Linked DNA regions of Homo sapiens: region 2 is linked to region 1. A link is a loop called in an ENCODE intact Hi-C map of the cell type or tissue named here. Cell type or tissue: PC-9. All regions are shown on one strand. Each heading gives the region's core, and the rest is flanking DNA. Links, peaks and the distances in the headings are about the cores only.

Region 1 (4,406 bases), core at 133-4,132:
TCTGTTCTGTGTTTCTTCCTTTAGGGATTCACCCCAGCCTTCCCTAGAGAGAAGGCTTCTTCTCTCCCGTAGTCCCCAGGCCAGGTGGAACAACCAGTGCTCTGGTTGAAGACCTCTACAGGTAGACAGGTGGCAAGATACTGCTTGGGCCCATTTTCTTCATCATTTTCTGGTGATACTTTACTTCATGTAGGTGAGTTCATTCTTGGCATAGATGCAAAAGAATTTCAATTAGGAATTGATAATATTTTTAAACAGCTGGTGGTAGAACAATTGAATATCCATAAATGGATGACTTTGTTTTCTGCTGCTTATAACCAGATTCCTGAAACAGGGTAGTTTATAATGAAAGGAATTTGTTTCTTACAGTTACACAGGCCAGGAAGTTCAAAGTCCAGGGGGTGCATCTGGAGACAGCATTCTTACTGGTGGGGACTCTGCTGCATCCTGAGGCAGTGCAGGGCATGATATTGCAAGGGGACTGAGCTATTCATATGATACAGTGCTAGCTCAGGACTGAGTGTGCTACAATGCTACCATGTTAGCTTGGCTTAGGTCCTTCTTCCTCTTCTTACAAGGTCACACACTGCACTCCCATAGTAACTCATTAATCCATTAACCCACTAATCTATGAATACCTAAATAGATTAATCCATTCATGAAAGTAGAGCCCTCATGATCCAATCACTTCATAAAGATCCTACCTCTTAATACTGTCACATTGGAAGTTAAGCTTCAATATGAGCTATGGAGGGGACATTAAACCACCACATTCCACCCCTTGTTCCCCAAAGCTCATGTCTTTCCCACATTCATTCCATCTTCATAAAGTCAAAGTCTTAACATAGTCTAGCACCAACTCAGAAGTCAAAGACTCATCTGTGAACCTCTGAAATCAAAATAATGTATCTAGATTACAAGATACGCTGATAGGAAAAGGAGAGGTTTTTTTTCCATTCCAAGAGGGAGAAAAAGGCAAGAAGAAAGGGGTACCAGTTTTAAAACAAGTCTGAAGCACCCTGTACCAGGGCCCCCAAAGCCTTGGGTATCCCTGCCCCATTTAAATTTGCTGGCCTCAGTCCACTCAGCTCTTCCAGGCTGGTATTGGATACTGGTTGCTCTACAGCTTTGGATTCTTGGTGGCTTTCCTGCTCTCACGTTTCCACTGGATTTTGCCTTAATAGAAACTCTGCAGCAGCTCCAACCCTACATTTATGTTCAGCATTGCTCTAGCAGGGGCTCTCTGCAGTGCTTGAGTCCCTACACGTCTCTTCCCTGTACCCCTATTATTTTGATGACATCTTTTGAAATCTGGGTACAGGCTGCTAAGCATCCACAGCTCTTGCTTTCTGCACATTTGCAGTATTAGCACACGGTGAATGCCACTAAGGTTTATGATCTGCTTTACAGAGCTGCAGCGTGAGCCACACCTGGGGCTGTATCATGGCTGGAGCAGCCACTGGGTGCTGTGCTGGAGTGTGGGGTTCCAGGAGCAGAGAACTGAGGCAGCTCTGGGTAGTGAGCCCATGGAGAGTGCCCTAGGCCTATCCCCTGAAACCATTGTGCCTTCATAAGCCTCAGGGCCTGTGATGAGAGCAGCAGCCTTGAAGATCTCTAAAATGCCTTTAGGTTCAATTTTACCATGTGTGAAATTGCACCTGCTTCTTTTCTATCCACACCACACCCTTGGTTTCCTCTCCTAAAGACATTTTGTTTTACCCTTTACGTGGCTAGGTTGAAACTTTTTCGAATCTCTCCACTCTGCTTCCCTTTTTATTTATAAATTGTTCTAAGTTATTCTTTTGCTCCTGAATCTCAGTATAAGCAGCCAGAAGTAACTCTGTATCTCCTATAATTTTCTTAGAAATTTCTTCTGCCAGACATCCTAGTTTTTCACTCTCATATTTGGCCTTCCACAAAGCCCTTGAGCATCCACAATTCAGGCAACATATTTGCCAATTTATAACAAGCGCAGCATTTACTCCAGTTTCCAATACGATGTTCCTCAGTTCCATCTGAAGCCTCATCAGAATGAAATGGACTCATTGCCTGGGGTGACACCCAAAGTTCATAGTCTCATGGCTGAAGAATTCAAGGAGGCAGACACACCAGGGGTGATATCAGAGCAGAAGCAGAAGTTTAACAGGTGAAAGAAAGAGGACAGCTCTCTGCAGCAGGGAGGAGTCCAGGAAAGGATTGCATTTTTCACAGTTGAATGCACAGGCTTTTATAAGAAATCAATGAGGGCTGGACATCTCATTTGCATAAGGCACAAATTTCTGGTAACTCCACCCTGTCCTCCTAATGTGCATGAGGGCCTGTAGCTTGAGTTATTCTATATTGCTTTGTTCCCCTTACTGTGCATGTGTCAGAGGAAGGAATTTGTTATTGTGGGCATGTCTGGGCAAGTCATCTGAGTTGCCTTTTTTATCTGTGTATCTGTGGGCACATCTTAGGCAAGCGTCCCTGTGTAAGTTTCCGTTTTGTGCCTGCAGGCTGTTCTTTTGTTTGAAAGAATTCAACAGAGGACCCACCCTAACTGCCTACCTGATCAAATTTTTTCCTTTCTCCTCTCTCATTTCCTGCCTCAGCAGTGGAGATCCTAATTGCTGTTAGAGGGAATGGTATTAAATTCTAGCTACTTCCTCTTGGAGAGGGATGTAGTGTAGGGGAAGAGCAGCTAGGGTTCCTCCTAGTGTTGATTTAAGTGTCCTCGGAAGGAAGGCACACCCATGTATGGTTACATTTGCATCACCATTTAGACCTTGATAGCCTTTAGTCAAGGAAAAGCAATTTAGGTTATTAAAGGAAATGTATTAAAATGAAACCAGGGGGAGGTAAGGACAGCCTGAAAATCCCAAGGCTGTCGACATGCCCAGATAACGGGTGACTATAGTTATTCCTGTTAAGATTTGGGTGCATGGGGCTTGGCTTTGGTTAACTTTTTTGGTTTTATTTCCCAAACAAATAAATCTCTGAGTTATGGGCACCATATATACTCTCATCACATCAAAGGATTTGCAAGATAATTGCCCATAAGTAGAATAATGGTAGAGGTTTTTACATTACCCATCCCTTTTTGTTTCTTCTGAACTACAACTGGAGATTGCTGGTGGGTTTACAGAAATAAGCAGAGTTAGTCTAAGAGGTGGGCAAGAACTTAAAAAACAACCAATGAGATTTAAATTTAATGACAAGCATAAAATAAATTTTGAAACATATTTTTTTTTTCTTTTCAGTCCTCGTTTTTGTTGAATACAAACCATGATAGGACTGAGTTGTTTGCAAAATAAAATTTAGTCGTATACTTGACCTGATTATTTGCATAAAGTACAGCAAGAATAATTATTTTTACATAGTTTTTTTCAAATTAGCTTTGATGGAACTCTGTACCACAAGGAATCTCAGATAAGACTTTTCAAAGCCAAGCCCAGACATGGGTTTGTACTGTCAAATACCTATGAGTTGGGAGAATGCCTTTTTTTTTTTTTTTTGAGGTTCCAAGAACATGGGGTTCCTGGCTCTGTTAAAAAGTGACATTCTTTACTCAGCACAGGTTAGGAACCCTGTACAGAGGCTGTGTAGACATGGTATGAAGCCAGTTCTCTCAATGGGCTTTTATTGGCTTTGCAAGTCAAGCTTGATTTCCATAAAGGGAAGCACATCCGTCCAGCCACAGCCTTGGTCAAACAATCAGTTTCTCCAATTGTGTCCTGTTGCAAAATAAAATGGATTCTCATTGCACTCATGAAAATAACAACATTGCCATAAGTTAAGAATCAAAACTGTAGAGGAACCAGGCAGAGAGAAACAAATATACTCCAAATTTTGTTTACAGGAGTATACTCAATTGTTAAAAGTAGATAAGTTAAAAGTTTCCTTGACTCTGAAGAACAAAACAAGGATTAGCAACGTTTCAAGCCGACTGAAGAAAGATTACTTTAGATTTCTATTAGTTTAGTTCTTGCAGTTAACTCTTATTTGACATTCAGGAATATTTCAGCTCTTCATGATTCCCGTACATTTTCCTTTACTCCCATGTCACAATTTCCAAAGTTATCAGAAACCTACATATTAAAGCACCTGTCAAAGTCCTATAGCTGATTATAAACCATATTTTGTAGGGGACTAAAACAAGACAATAATCATGTTTGAATGATGAAATATCCAGGGTAGTTACACTTAAAAATGTGATGGACAAATCTGTCTATTTTTATGTTTTACAATAGTTTAACACAATAATTTTAATTATGATTGATGGCATATACTCAGACATTAGGATTTTAGACATCCCATATGATTTTGAAACATATGTTAATATTATTCACTGAAATATAACCTAAAGAAGATTAAACATAATTTTGGCAATCCTACATACCTTAACATGTTAAATAATCCTGTTTACC
Region 2 (4,406 bases), core at 185-4,184, 150 kb after region 1:
TTCAAAATTTCTGTTGAATATTTCAGAGGGAGAATGAGAGCAGGATGTAAAAAAAAAAATAAAAGTAACTTAGCTGATAATTTTAAAGAAGTGTCAGAGTGATCACATTCAAATTACAATGTTAATGTATCAGGTAGAATTACTTGTCAATGTGAGTGACAAAAATCTCACAAAGAGCAGTTTAACCAAGTAGCTCAGAGTTAGAAAAGTGTGGACACTGAATTAGTTGTTAATGATGTATATTTTATTTTTTTTTATTTTGCTATATGGAGTGGGTTTTTGTGACTGAAAGACAATTCTGTCAGTTCTAATCATCCTATCCAACACTGAGGCTAACAGAAGAAGGAAAGAGAAAAAAAGTCCATTCCTGGTCATTTTATCCATTTTATCAAGATAGCAAAAATTTTCCTTGACACTACCTCTCCACGTTAGATATATATTGATAGCTTAATGGCCGAACAGTATCAAAAGGCTGAAAGAGAGGCTAGGGATCTGAGTAGTAAGATTTATAATAATTTGTATTAGGGACAGAAAAAAGAGAAGAGTTGGACCTTTGAACATGCATTGTGGGTTTCCGTTAAATTTTGGGAGTTTGGATATTTCTAAAGTTTATCCACAAAAGCAAAAAAAGTGACTGCTTAGGAGCCTTGTTTTTCAAGTTTCTAAGTGTGCCCACCAAATAATCTTAACGTAATCAAACTATGCCAAATAATGTGGAACTTGTCCCATTTGAGATAAATGCGTGGTATTCATATAAATTATTTACTTGGCCCAGATATTTTGAATTGAATGATATAAAACTACACTCATGTTCTTATATATTCAATATTTTTAAAAATCAAATACTTTATGTGCAACTGTGTGATAGATGCCAGTTTCTTTGAAAAACCATTGACTTCAAAGCTGTCAGAGAGATTGTTACACAAATGTGAAAACAAAACTACTGTTTATATAAAACAATGCATTCATTAAAGTTAGCATAAGATGGAGAAATAAAAAAAAACATAGCTAATAAATGCTATGAAATTTTAAGTTTATAGTGATAACTATTATCAATATGGTTGCACCTAGCTGTAAAGGTCAGGAAATATGTGTGGAGGTTTTGGGGATTGAAGAAGAATATTCTGTGATTTTCCAGATGGTCTTGTGCCACCAGTTACACATCGCCCTAGCAAAGAGTTTAAATTTGGCAAAGATGAGTATGCACATCGCCATAATTTATAGGACTTTCTAAGTGATTTAAACTCTCTTATTTGTAGAGTTGTGGATGGCTGCTTAAATGAGATAACGATAAACTTAGGAGTTTGGTTATCTCTCAAATCTGTCTAGGAAAAAATCAACAAACACTTTCTAGGTCATATGAAATATTGAAGTTTAAAATAAGAACATACAATAATGCGGTTAAACACTAGAATAAATGAATATACTCTGATGGATAGGTACAGAAGTCACGGGAAAAATTAGGAAATAATTGATAGTATTATAGATTAAATTAGTATCTGATAAAGGTGTTGGTAGTTGTAAAGGAAAATAAGTGAAAGATTAAAAGAATTTTCATAAGATTACATTTCAGGATTTTATTACATATGATGCTACTTGGCCTTTACTATCAGGCACAGTTTTCTCTAGTAATAGTTTTATGAAAGATTTGTAAATTGTTTCAAATGACAAACCCACATGCTAGGCTGGTTCAGTGGTGTTTTATAGAAGTTGGGGTGTAATGACAAACATACCTTTACTTTTTTCATGAGTCAGATGTTGTTTTCAAACCAGTCATCTCCAGACATCAGAAAGGCATACAAATTACTATTAATATTTTAAAAAATCAGTAGATAGATTTTTCTCAGATCTCAGAGAGTAGAGATAATAAAAATCAATAATAGTTTTTAGTTATCTATAAAAATTTGGCTACTTTCTACTACACACTATAAATTACATGAATAATTTTAATAACAGGAAGAATGACTATTTTTCTTTTGTAAGATGAACTTATTAAATCAATTATGCAGATGTTGTGTGTACTGGAAAAGCTGATGATCACTGGAACAGAATACATTTCATATGTCTAAACTTAAATAGTCTTTAGTTGAGTGCACACAGACAATGCTAATTATAAGATAAACAATCTTCAAATGCTTTAACACGTCGTAAACTGGTCTTTCCTGTTGTTAAGTATGAAGTAGGCAATTAAGGTGATTCCGCCCCTGAGAAACTTCATAATCATAGTTATAAAACAAAACAAAAGGTGCCCATTTTTTCTGACATATTTTTTTACAATCTTAACTCTGAATTAATAAGATAGAAGAATTAATTACTTATAGATTGAATTTGAGTCCATAGAAAGAGTTAGTAGGTTTTAATAAATATGATGAGCTGTGGACATCCTAAATAAATGGGAAAAAAAGGTAAATGTAAAATTTATTGGTGCATTTTAAGACATTTCAGTCCAGTCCTATGCAAAGCAACTAAACATCTTTTTCTTTCATTTTATAGCTGAACAAAGCATAGAAAAACAAAACATCAGGGAAATTCCTATATTACGTTGATCTTTGCAGAATTAATGTATATTTCATCAAAACATATATGTATTTGTATCTAGATGTTGTATATGTAGAAGTAAATATTCTAGGTGTTGGGAATATAGGCATGAACAAAACAGATGTTCTTATTCTGAATAAGCTCACATTCTAGACAGGGTTATTTAACTACAAAGCTCTTTATCTTGCCAGAGCAAATAGGAAAGCTGTCGCCCACTCCAATTTGACAGAAAGGGTTACTTCTAACTGAAGCCAACATTTGGAATGAATTCCTCTTGGGGCAAAAGGGATGAGAAATATGTTTCTGTGTAACAATATTAAACATCTTTCCTGACTGCAGCAACTTGGGATATGCAGTTGTATAAGAATGTTATATCTTTTCCTTATGTCATCTATATAATTCTCTAACTTTTGGTTCCCAGACCTCTGTGGTCCAGGTGCAGAGATTTTACACTGGAGTATACTCATTCACTCATTAGTGATTACTACATTAGCTTCTTAAGTCTTTTAACAAGAATTTATGGAGTGACTAACAGGTGCCAATGAGAGCTGGTCAACAGGAAATCATTCATTTGTGAAACCTGGTGTGAAAGAAAGGTGGAGTGTTGTCTGCAGCAAGACAAATTGGTGTTCAAACCTCAGATCCCCAAGCTGTTATTTAAAGCTAAGGGTAAATTACCTGGCATTTCTGTGTTCTCAAATATGTTCTCACATATTCACAGGATTATTAAAAGCCTTAAATGATAAAATGTCTGAAAAGTATATAACTGATTTCTCAGTATATGGCACGTGTTAAGGAAGCATTGAAACAATCCACTTAAATAAGATATATTAACAAAGAGACAACCTGATATCACAAAAAAAAAGCACTAAGAAAGACCTGGATTTAATTTCAGACCCTGCTGCTTATTTCTGATGTAACCTTGGTCATGTCACTTAAAATTTCTAGCCCCTATTCCTCATCTGTTAAATAGAAAGTATAACAGTCATACAAACTCAAATAGTTATTGAAAGAAAACATAAGAAAAGGATGATTAAAATAATCTACAAATAATAAAATGTAATACAATTTTAAAAGTGATATATTCTGTTGGCTTTTTTCTCATAATGCAGTATTTAGCGGGAAATATTTCAAAATTAAATCTACCTGTATTTTTCTCATGATATTTTCTCCCCTTTATTTTTTCTTCCCATTACCTTTGTCTTAATTCACATTCTTACTTTCGAATTCTTTATGTGTCTTTTATTTTTACTGCTTTATAATCTCTTTCATTTTAAACGGAAACATGCCTTCTAGACTCCTCCGTTCTTTCAAGGAAAAAACTCACTTGAACAACCCATTTACAACTATACAGACCTAATAAATATATCGACATTCAAACGTCCAATAAATATACCAAAATTCTTCCCTTTCTCTCACAGAAAATGTATGCTTCTCATATAGAGAACAGAAGCCATTTACGACATTGATAATAATAGGTAACATTTTTCAAGCTCTTATTATGTACTAAGCATAATGCTAACTGCCTCTATATGTACAAGTCTAATTTAACTCTCATAACAGCCTTGTGAGATTGAACTTTAGTTAGGTTAAATAATTTGTATAATAATCAAGCCAGAAAGAGTTCAATACTGGAGATTCCAGAGTAGAATGCTTGAATATCAAGTAATCTTTACTTTTCAATGGAGAAAATTCCAAAATCATAGCAATGCCTTTTTTTGGAAAACAAAATTACAATAAAATAAGATATTTCAATTGTATTTATCCTTTAAACATGTCATTTTCCCCAACGCATAACATGTATGTATATTTCTACATTTTAAATTTCTTCCTTATTTTTACTCTTTAATTTCCTTTATTCTCTTTTA

Evidence for each region. Hi-C counts contacts between places; a loop is a spot of excess contacts. Peaks named below come from ENCODE experiments on the same cell type or tissue, not always from the same donor. Only the 100,000 strongest peaks of a DNase experiment are listed, where the experiment ranks them.
Region 2: a loop joins it to region 1, with 10 times the contacts of the local background. A loop is called at or near these places in 1 of 110 quality-filtered maps.

The regions. Positions count from the first base shown.
Region 1 is chr3:83,932,660-83,937,065 of GRCh38, reverse strand. It overlaps the pseudogene SRRM1P2. Among named protein-coding and RNA genes, the nearest start is that of LINC00971, 930 kb to the left of the region's middle. RefSeq lists an enhancer at 1,689-2,888. In PC-9, for the core only: no CTCF peak of the experiment used is centred there; no DNase peak of the experiment used is centred there.
Region 2 is chr3:83,779,375-83,783,780 of GRCh38, reverse strand. No RefSeq gene overlaps it. Among named protein-coding and RNA genes, the nearest start is that of LINC00971, 1.1 Mb to the left of the region's middle. In PC-9, for the core only: no CTCF peak of the experiment used is centred there; a DNase peak (open chromatin) is centred at 2,130.